Regions from separate parts of the Homo sapiens genome. Here all the other regions are linked to region 1. The links are chromatin contacts, found by Hi-C or POLR2A ChIA-PET in ENCODE. All regions are on one chromosome and are shown on one strand. Each heading gives the region's core, a stretch centred on a gene start or an enhancer-like site at or near the end of the contact. The rest is flanking DNA. Distances are from core to core; before and after follow the strand shown. Region 1 holds the start of FMC1 (formation of mitochondrial complex V assembly factor 1). Region 2 holds the start of AGK (acylglycerol kinase). Region 3 holds the start of DENND11 (DENN domain containing 11).

Region 1 (3,194 bases), core at 200-2,699:
TCTTTTTTTTTTTGAGATGGAGTTTCGCTCCTGTTGCCCAGGCTAGAGAGCAATGGCGCGATCTCGGCTCACTACAACCTCCGACTCCAGGGTTCAAGCAATTCTCCTGCCTCAGCCTCCGGAGTAGCTGGGATTACAGGCATGCGCCACCACGCCCGGCTAATTCTGTATTTTTAGTAGAGACAGGGTTTCTCTGTGTTGGTCAGGCTGGTTTCAAACCCCCGACCTAAGATGATCCGCCCGCCTCGGCCTCCCAAAGTACTGGTATTACAGGCGTGCGCCACCACGCCCGGCCTGCGGAAATGGCCTCAACGCTTCAACCGGAAGCAGAAATTGACCGCGGCAGGCGCCATCTAACGGCCGCTGGAGCAAAGCTCCTCCTGGAAATTCGCAACACCGGAAAAGGTCCGGCTGCTTCCGGTAAAAACCCACCAGAGCTGACGTTCAGAGGGCGAGTCTCGAAGATCCGGCCAATTTGCCCAGCGCGCTGTGCTCCGCGACGGCGCATGCCCGCTTTTGCGCAGGCGCGGGGACTACGGCGCAGGCGCGGAGACTATTGCGCAGGCAAGCGCGTACGCAGAAGCGTGCGCGCGCCCGTTCAACGTCCGGAGCATCGGTGCAGTTTCGAGGGTAAAGCCTTTGGCGCGGTGATGTGGACTTTTGTTCTCTAACTACAACTCCCAGCATACGTCACCCCTCACGTGGGCGCTAGGTGTGGTTTCGTGGGATAGGGTAAGGCGAAAATGAAGTGACGATGACGTACCAAAGAGGAAAATAGTTGAATATGTTGTGTGAGCGCGTCGTTTGCAGAAGCCCCAGTGGCCTAATGGATAAGGCATTGGCCTCCTAAGCCAGGGATTGTGGGTTCGAGTCCCATCTGGGGTGGCCTGTGACTTTTGTCCTTTTTTCCCCTTTCTAAACAAAGCGAAATATGCCAACTTTACTTTTTTTTTTTTTAAATGGGAAGTGTGTGTGTGTTTTTACTAGCTGGTGGGCTGCAATTTTCGAGAATCTGCACACACCCATGTCCTTTGTCTGAGCCGCAGGTCCCCTGGGATTTGGGGAGACGTCAATACGTTGAATTTTGATATCCCTTTTATAAATCATTTAAAAATGTCTTCTCAGCGTGTTCCATATCAAATCCACACCCACACCCCCCGCCGGGCCCGCTTCTCCTGAGACTCAGCGGTTGGTCGGCTAACGGGCATCTTCAATGACGCAGTGAAGAAAAGCCCCTGTTTCCCCAAACCCTTGTTCTGGGTTAGAGGTCCTGGTACCTTCAGTTAACAGTCGGGTTTCGTTTGATTTTGTTACGGCGCCCCTGGGCCTTCGATTAATAAGGTTCGGTCAACGGACAAGTGAGCGGTTCCACTGCTCGTCAGTCGATAGGGGGAGTCGGTAGTCTGTCCGACCGTACCATTAGGCGCCTGGGCCGGAGGAGGGGTTTTCAGGGTCGTAGGACGCCGTTGGGCACCACGCTCGGAGAAGGACAGGACAATGGCGGCCTTAGGGTCCCCGTCGCACACTTTTCGAGGACTTCTGCGGGAGTTGCGCTACCTGAGCGCGGCCACCGGCCGACCCTATCGCGACACCGCGGCCTATCGGTACCTTGTGAAGGCTTTCCGTGCACATCGGGTACGGGAGCCATGTCCCGGGTGCTCTACGTGCTGGGGAGGGAGGAAGAGCCGGGTCTGGGCTAGGGTGGGGAGCACGGTGTTTAATTCCTGCATTTCTGAGGCCAACCCTCCCACGGAGCCCTGGTTCTGACCAAACCAACCCAGGCCCTAGGCTCCATGCTCTGGCATAAACTCGGGGACCAAAGGACCAGCGGGGGGGGGCGCAGAGTCGCTCTGGGGACGTCAGCCTGTCCTGCAGAGGGGCGGACCCGTCCCGAAGGATTTCATTGGCTGGTCTGTTGCCTCTGCGGAGGGCAGTCAGGAAAGTGGAATGGAGGATTCAATGCTGGGGATAAAACAATGAAGATGGAGTTGAAGGGTGTACTGTTGCTAGACTTAAAGCCACAGCATCTGGCCAACAATTTCCTCACCCGTCCCCTAGAAAAGTTATTCTAAGAAGCATTTCTTTTTGAGGCGGAAAAGAACAACTGGGCTTTAGGGAAGGAAACTTGCTGCCCTTGAGCAATGTGGGGAAAGGGAGAACGATCAACTGTCGAATTTCTGAGCCACGGACGTCAGAATGTAAAATCTTAGAACTCAAATTCACCTAGTTTTTAAAAGGTGGCAACGTTAGGGTCTGTGCTAGGAACCTGGTCTAAACAGGAAGAATCAGATGCACATGTGTCCTGTCCTTAAGACACTTGCTGCCCACCTAAGGAGCCATACAGTAAAGTACTGAGGATAAATAAGTGCTCAAGGTGTAGACAACAGGGGCTGGGGTATAAAGAAGGGGTAGTTAGGGAAGGTTTTCCGGAGGAAATTAATCAGGGACCTGAAGGCTAATTTGGAGTTAGCAAGTAAATTGGGGTTAGGGTCCAGGTTTAAAAGCTACACAATTGAAAGCCCAAGGGGAGAAAAATTGCCAGTTGAGAGTGGTTTAGCCCTAAGGTGTGGTGGGTGAAGTGGAGGTAGATGAAGTGGTAGGCCGAACAGGAACTTAAACTTTATTGTAAGTGTAATGGGAAGCCATTCTAAGATTGTGATCACCTCCCAGGTTCAAGCGATTCTCCTGCCTCAGCCTCCCGAGTAGTACAGGCAGGCGACATGCGACACCACGCCCGGCTAATTTTGTATTTTTAGTGGAGACGGGGTTTCTCCATGTTGGTCAGGCTGGTCTTGAACTCCTGACCTCAGGTGATCCGCCTGCCTCGGCCTCCCAAAGTGTTGTAATTACAGGCGTGAACTATCAAACCTGGCCCCATTCTAAGATTTTTAAGGAGGTGACATGATTATAGTTGTACCTTATGGGGATAACATTATTACCCTTGAGAGAGACTTGGTAATGGTTCTGAAATTCATGGTACATTCTGGAAATACCACTCTGGAATGCACTTGAGCATAGGGGAAATGGTTTCTGTTTCCTTCAGGCTCACAGCTAACTGAATAACCATCCCATTTTCTCTATCCTTTCCCTCCGGAGAAGGGATTCTATTAGGGAGAAACCTACCCTTTCTCCACAGGGAAAATACAGTGTTCTATTTCATTTGATCTCTTTTGGGTTCTTGTGATCTATTTACT
Region 2 (3,459 bases), core at 44-2,543, 2.2 Mb after region 1:
AAGCTCCATGGGGCAGGAACCATGAAGGGCCTTGTACCTGAGCATACCCCCAGTGCCTGATGCAGGGCCTAGTGCACACTCAAATGTTGGTTGACTGGCCGGGTGCGATGGCTCATGCCTATAATCGTAGCACTTTGGGAGGCCAAGGCGGGCAGATCGCTTGAGGTCAGGAGTTCGAGACCAGCCTGGCCAACGTGACAAAACCCCCGTCTTTACTAAAAATACAAAAAAATTTAGCTGGGCCTGGTGGCACACACCTGTAATCCCAGTTACTCGGGAGGCTGAGGCACAAGAATTGCTTGAACCCGGGAAGCAGAGGCTGCAGTGAGCTGAGATTGCACCACTGCACTAGCGCCTGAGCCACAGAGTGAGACCCTGTCTAAAAAAAAAAAAAAGTTGGCAGACTGAATGCTGGAAAGAAGAAGGACCTGGCTTTGTCCCCACACCAATCTGGTGGGCGAGTACAGAATGTAAACTGTCTGGAGGTTGGCATTGGCCTAGCTTCTCCGTTGCTCTCTTGTTCTCTAGAATCCAATCAAGCACCTGTGGCCAGAGAGCTGTGTGAAATGGAAACCAGTCCCACCAGCCCCTGATTGCACCCCCGCAATGTCTTCTCGCCCTGTTTAATGTCATGTCCAAACTCCTGGCCGCCGTGGCCTGTCTCCACCTCTCCAGCTTCCTCGCTTGGCCTGTCTCCTTAGCTCTCTCTGTCTCACCCACACTGGCCTGCAACTCGCCAGAGTGCCCCAGGCTTTTCAGCTTTTGCACGGGCCCTTCCCTCTCCAGGCTCTCTCCCCTGGATCTTTGCTTCAGCTGCTCCTTCTTGACATCCAGGTCTCAGACCAATGGCCCCTTACTCAGAAGGCCTAGCGCAGGCCGCCTAATTTCACACAGTTCTCCCCCTTCCCGCACTGCCTTCCATCACCTCGTTTCATTTTCTTCGTGGCACGGAGCACCATCTCCAATGGCCTTGTTCATTTAGTTAATTTATTTTCCGACTTAGTTCCAGGTGCTAAAACAGTGTTACCTTGGCAGGCTTCCCATCAAATATTGTTGCGCAAAGGATGGATGGATGAAAGGAAGAGTGAGCCAATAAACGAGGGAACGCCGGGAAAGGCAGCCTCAAGCCGGTGGGCCCTGCCACCCCCACCGTCCCTGAGCATCCGAGCCGGTTCCCGCCCCCGGCCCGAACTGGCCCGCGCGCGCTCGCAGCCCCGCGGCGGAACCCGAGGGCGGCGGCAGCGGTTTCCCTTGAACGAGCCGGGGAATCTGGAGGGAGCACACAGGAAAGGCAGAGCCGCGAGCTGGACCAGCCGTGGTGAGTGCAGCGGCGCCCAGGCGGGGAGCGCAGTGCGGGTCGCTGGGACTGAGCGCGCGAGCGGGGTGGGAGTCGGGATGGGGGCCCGGGGCGCTGGGCGGAGCCTCTGGAGTCGCGCTGGGCCGAGAGCCGCGGGGACCCAAGCATCAGGGGTCGTGGGTGCAGGCGGCGGCGCGGCTTGAGGGTAGGGGGTGCGGGCCTGGCCGGCGCGGCAGGGGAGGGCCTCGCGCGGATCCCGTGGTCACGGCGGGAGTCAGCTGTCCTGGGTTCGAGTCCCAGAGCTGTCGCTAACTTGTGGACCCCCCTCACTTCGTCCCTTGGGCTTCAGCATAGCCCTTTGCAAAATGGGGCCAATAGTATCAGATCCATTGATGGGTTGGTTGGTTCATTCATTCTGGCGCTTTACTAGGTTCTGGTGCTGCAGATGGATAGACGAACTTGCCCATGAGGGGTTCACTATCTAGTAAGAAAAACATTTCCACCTGGATACTCCACAGGCGTGTCAAATTCAGTATCTCCTAAACCGCACTACTTTTCTCCACAAACCTACCACTCAAATCTAAATGACTGAAATCACTATTCAACCAGTCACCCAAGCACAAAAACCTGGCTTGGTTCCTCCTCTCTCACTTACTACAGTCAATGGACCACCAACTGCTGCCAATTTCTACTTTCTAAAGCTTTCCAAATCCATCCTTTATCTTGGTTTGTTCTTTTAGGAGCCTACAGATTATGGCAATAACTTCCTAATGGTTCTCTTTAGCTTTAATTTTAGCTTCTTCCAGTTCATTTTTCATTCTGCTATAAAGTGGTCTTTTAACAGTTCAAATATGATTATATCACTCACCTGCTTAAAGCCCATTAAAGGTTTTTCATTGTCTTCAAAATAATAGCCAAAGTCCTTAGTGTGGGTTCAAGGTCTTTTCTAATCCCACCTGGTCTTCAATCCTTTATCTCTAAACCACTGTTTCTCAAAGTCTGGTATAGTGGTGACCTCCATTGCAACCAACATGGGAGTACTTGTTAACAAGTGAAGATGACAGCTTAATTCCAGAACAAATGAGACTCTTGCGGGAAGGGGCAGTTCCCAGGATTCTGTGTTTTTAACAAGTTCTGCACTAAAGGTTGAGAACCCCTGTTCTAGACACTCCAATTTTTACTCCGCTGTTGATGAGATTCAGGACACACTGCCGCAAAATATGACTCGTTGGCATTAGAGGAAACAACTGAAGCAGGAAAGTCACTTTGTGTCTTCCCACTTTTCTCCCCTGAAGCAGGCCATAAAAGAATTGTTTGACCTTCTTCTGTATAAGACCCTTCAGTGAGAGGTGCTCATCCTGTAAGTATAGGATCGAGGAAAGGAATGCCCTTATCTTTGAAGACACAGGTACACAGAGAAGAATCAGAACAAATAGGCCTTGCTAAATTCTCCCCAGCGTATTACTGTTAGATCATACCCCCTTTTTCCAGTCTCAGCCATGAACCTAATTCTCCCCTCAACTATCTACGTATGTTTCTCTCAACACACTTTACTGTCTTTTATGCCTTTGTACACTCTCAGTTTGGGCTACTGTAAAAAAAAAATAGCAAAAACTGGGTGGCTTAAACAACAGAAATTTAATTCTCACAGTTCCGGAGGCTGGAAGTCCAAAGTTAAGGTGCCAGCATGGTTGAGTGCATGGTGATAGCTCTCTTCCTCGGTTTGTAGAGATCTGTCTTCTTGCTGTATCCTCACAATGCAGAGAGACCATCTCTGTAGTGTCTAGTCTCATAAGGACACTAATCCCTTTCATGGGAGCCACTCTTATGACCCAATTATCTCCCGAAGGCTCTATCTCCTAATACCATCTCAATGGGGATAGGGCTTCCACATCACCATTTTTGGGGAACACAGCATTCAGACAATAGCATCCACAAAACTCCTTCGTTACTTTAGTGATTTCCTCCTCATTATTCAAGGCTCAGGGAAGACTTCATTGACTGTGCACCACCCCCTCAGCCCTAGACCAGGTTAGGTTCATTCTTGCAGACTCTCACAAAGCCTTGTGCTGACTCCTCGACATTTATCCCACTGTACTGCAATCATAATTGTATAATTGTGTTAGCATTGTGGGTTTGACAGTTGTGAGCACTTGAGAGAA
Region 3 (3,650 bases), core at 514-3,013, 2.4 Mb after region 1:
GTGTGATGAACACTTAAAAAAAAGAGAAAAGAGCCACTGCATTCCAGCCTAGGCGACAGAGTGAGACACTGTCTGAAAAAAAAAAAAAAGAGAGAGAAAAAAGAATGCATTACATGTAGAAGGAGTCAGCACTACTTCATGAAATGTCTATTTCAGTTACATAAGTACTGTACGTGTATGTGAGCATATTGGTTGTGATGTAAAATTAACTTCACATGATAGATCAGTCAAAAGAGTTTGAAAGCCATGGAATGTGGCAAAGAAACAAGCAGAAGTCACAAAGGCCTGAATTGTCCCCACAAACTCTGTCCCTGCAAATGGAGCTCCACAGTGAATCCCACATTCTTCCTGTGTCCTACAGCTGAGAACCCCAAAATTACCGGCCTGGAACCCATCATCAGCTGCCATACCAGATTCCCCTTCTCCAGATCCTAACCCCTTTTTTTCTCCACTCCATCCCACCTCATCCCAGAAAGCAGCCAATATTTTCCCGCACGAACAGGCACTCCACACTCCAGCAGCTGCCCTGGAGACATTGACAGTCACACCTGGGTTTCCTTAAGCCCTGACACCACGACTCCTGCGATGACACCTCCTTCCCCCAACCCCGAACAGCAGAGCCACTCTCAGAGTCAGAAGTCCCTAGCTGACCCTCCAAGGCTTCCTGGGCGCGCAGGGTCGTTCTTCCACCTTCTGTCCCCCGTGGACTCTCACCTGGAAAACGCACACCCCCCTGCCGGGTGGTTAGGCTAAGATTATGTGGGATAAGACTTTAATTCTCCAAGCATCTCCGAAAGACAGCCTATCCGGGGAGGCTTCTCCTTTAATCAGCCTTCAGCTGAATCCCTCAGCCCCATCCCTTAATGCTCCCGGCGTTAATTCCTCAAAATAATGCAGTCAGAGAAAGTGAACTTGGCCGCTAGGAAAGTTACCCCAGAGGAAGCGACGGGGAGCTAGGGCGAGCGGGGAGCGGGGGACGGGGTGGGGGGCGAGCGGGGAGCGGGGGACGGGGTGGGGGGCGAGCGGGGAGCGGGGGACGGGATGGGGGGCGAGCGGGGAGCTCAGGGCGCTCGCCCGGGGGGTTTCCTCCGCACAACGTGAAAAATCTTCTAGCCCCCAAGAAAAGAAAACAAAACCCAACGTGGCCACAAACCGGATGCCCTGTCACTGAAGTGCGAACACCACTGTGGGGCTGGGACTCAGAGGAGAGGAGGGGAGGGGAGAGGAGGTCGGCGGGGCTGGAACAAAGCCCTCGGGGCCGCTCCGAGAGGCCGCGCGCCAGCACCCAGCTGCGCCCCGAGGGAGAGAGCTGAGGACTGGCCGACCCCCGCCCTTCCCCAAGCCCGGGAGCCCGGGGCCGGCCCTGGTGCGGGGTGCGGGGCCGGGAGGGCAGGTGCGCGCGCAGCGAGCCCCTCCCCCGCGCCCCCAAAGCTCGGGGGCACCCCGACCCTCCCCACGCGCCTGGCCCCGGCGCGGCCCTCACCCGAGCGGGGGTCGAAGGTGACCACGAACACGGCCACCACCTGGTCCTCCTCCACGTCGCCCAGCTCCAGGCGCCCGGGCTGCAGCAGCACCTCCGGGGCGGCCGGCTCCTCGGGCTCCCGCCTCCGGGGCGGCTCCGCGGCCGGCCGGGCGCCCCCGCCGCCGCCCCGGCCCCAGCCTCCCGCCTGCGGCTGCGGGGCCTGCGGCAGGGAGACGGCGGGGCCCTCGGCCCAGCGCAGCAGCGGCGCCGCGTCTCCCTGCTCCACCATGGCTAGGCGAGGCGGAGCCGCGGGCGCGAGGGGCGGGGCGGGCGGGCTGCGGGAACCCCCCTCGCCTGGCCGCGCCAACGCCGCCGCCGCCCGCCGGGTCTGGCGCTGCCCGGGGCCCCGCCGCGGAGGCGCCTTTCCCACGGAGCCAGAGCAGGCGTCCGCGGAGCCGGCTTCGGGAACCGCGAGCCTATTCGGAGGCGCCCGTGTGCACGTCCGTGTGTGGGACGCGTGCGGCCGGAACGTTCATCCTTGCGTCCATACACCTGTGTGCGGGTGGAGGTGCCTTCTCACCTAGGGTTCCGTGGTATAGCTACCACTGTGAGTTTTTATGTCACCATTATTTTTTAAAGTCCGCTGGTCCTGTGGACCGTGACAGATATGTATTACATAATCCTGGATGTGTGGCAGAAGCTGCTTCTAAGCAGAGGAGTGAAGCAGAGGTGCTCTGGCTACCCAGGTGTTTGCAATATACTCATCAATAAACACTGAAAAGGCCATAGGGTTAAAGTTTGGGAATTTTGTTCTTCCTTTTATATTACAAACTGATTAGGATGGAGATTATGAGTTTATTTCCTGGTATATATACAACTTGAGGGTATTAAATTAGGAGGTGCTGGAGCATTTGTGGGACGAGGGATATTCCCTCAGAAGATCAGGAAAAGGAAGTTGCTCAGGGGAGAAAGAGGAAAGTCAGCTCTAAAGCTGATGGCTTTGGAAATGGATTAGGGGTTTTCTGTGAACCCCCATTTTATATTTAAAAATAAATTTTACATGCCTCAATCCTTGAGGTAAATCTAGCAGCTAAGTAACTCTTTAAGAGGAGATGTGTATAAAAATAGGAATAGCTATTAAAATAGAAAGAAGGAGGTGGCAAGAGAAGGAGGTACACAGTTCATCCAGGGTTCAGCAAGGCTCCATGGTTTGCCTGTTCGCAAAAGGACCCAGTAGAGCTATGTGCTGGGTGCTACTCCACGGGATGTTTATGAACCTCCGTGTCCTACACGTCAGCACTGCAATGATAATGTGATTTAACCCCTATCCCTAAGAAGATAATCAATGACTGCCCTAGGCTGCCACTTCTAATCTAAAATCTATGATATAACAATAAAGAATGTACTTATGCAGCATTTTACCCCCAAGAACAGGGTCTACTTTCATTATTTACATATTTAGTTCAGCCTTTCCTGAAAGGTAAAACTTCAGCATAGGAATCTCTTGATTGGATCAGAAGGATGAAGAAGTAGCTGTGGATGTTTGACCAAGTTACTGATGACCTCCAGAGCTCATCCCTTGGAGCACTGACAGCAAATAAGTCAAGACGGAGCACAGTAGAGATCCATCTCTGAGAATGTCTCCTCCATACCTGCTCATTTCTTCCCAGTGAGGCACTGTGTGTGTGTGTGTGTGTGTGTGTATGTATGTATGTGATGTGGGAGAGGCAGAAACAGACATACACACATACATACACACACAGAGACAGACAGAGAGAGAGAGAGATCTTATTTCTGTGGCCGGGGGCGGTGGGGCTGGCCTTGGTGCAGGTCACACAGGTGACCCATTACCTGTTCTAATCTTAGGGACTCCGGGAATGACCACAGCCCAACTGTGACTAACAGAGAAAAGGTCAGACTAGTGGGTCTGTACCATCGTTTTAAAATGTCTGCTCCTTAAAGTATCGGTAGGATATCATCAATCTCTAAATTACTGGGACATCAAATCAGAGATCTATTCCTATTCTAAGTATGCTATGTGTTGTGTGTGTAGACAAGTGGTATGTTTCTACTGTCACAGCTATTTTGATGAATAATCTCTAGTTCTAGCAAATGGGAAACTTTGGCAAGAGAAGCAATTTGTTAAAATCTGTTTGATTTATTCATCAGATAGATTTATAGTAGATTT

The links. Hi-C counts contacts between places; a loop is a spot of excess contacts on that map. ChIA-PET counts read pairs that join two places held with the same protein, here RNA polymerase II (POLR2A). Pooled maps may share reads with other maps.
Region 2: a pooled map shows a loop between it and region 1 (7-fold over the local background). The contact joins the promoter of AGK here to the promoter of FMC1 in region 1. A Hi-C loop is called at or near these places in 2 of 37 single-sample maps with no recorded cell type and 8 of 50 pooled maps. POLR2A ChIA-PET finds 5 or more read pairs at or near these places in 1 of 52 experiments (naive thymus-derived CD4-positive, alpha-beta T cell).
Region 3: a loop to region 1 is called in a pooled map, with 13 times the contacts of the local background. The contact joins the promoter of DENND11 here to the promoter of FMC1 in region 1. A Hi-C loop is called at or near these places in 9 of 50 pooled maps.

Annotation. Positions count from the first base shown.
Region 1 is chr7:139,339,888-139,343,081 of GRCh38, forward strand. FMC1 (formation of mitochondrial complex V assembly factor 1) reads left to right here and starts at 1,450. Exons shown (of 2, transcript NM_197964.5): 1 at 1,450-1,635. The coding sequence starts at 1,498. FMC1-LUC7L2 (FMC1-LUC7L2 readthrough) reads left to right here and starts at 1,450. Exons shown (of 11, transcript NM_001244584.3): 1 at 1,450-1,635. The coding sequence starts at 1,498. It overlaps TRR-CCT4-1 (tRNA-Arg (anticodon CCT) 4-1), which reads left to right and starts at 813; the gene lies at 813-885. It also overlaps a transcript of LUC7L2 not described here. RefSeq lists enhancers at 631-690, 1,001-1,070, 1,101-1,170, 1,426-1,993, 1,441-1,690.
Region 2 is chr7:141,550,117-141,553,575 of GRCh38, forward strand. AGK (acylglycerol kinase) reads left to right here and starts at 1,294. Exons shown (of 16, transcript NM_018238.4): 1 at 1,294-1,318. It overlaps AGK-DT (AGK divergent transcript), which reads right to left and starts at 1,228. Exons shown (of 6, transcript NR_183408.1): 1 at 1,028-1,228. RefSeq lists silencers at 1,089-1,178, 1,359-1,538.
Region 3 is chr7:141,700,403-141,704,052 of GRCh38, forward strand. DENND11 (DENN domain containing 11) reads right to left here and starts at 1,764. Exons shown (of 9, transcript NM_001080392.2): 1 at 1,484-1,764. The coding sequence starts at 1,751. WEE2-AS1 (WEE2 antisense RNA 1) reads right to left here. Exons shown (of 4, transcript NR_199841.1): 4 at 3,601-3,650.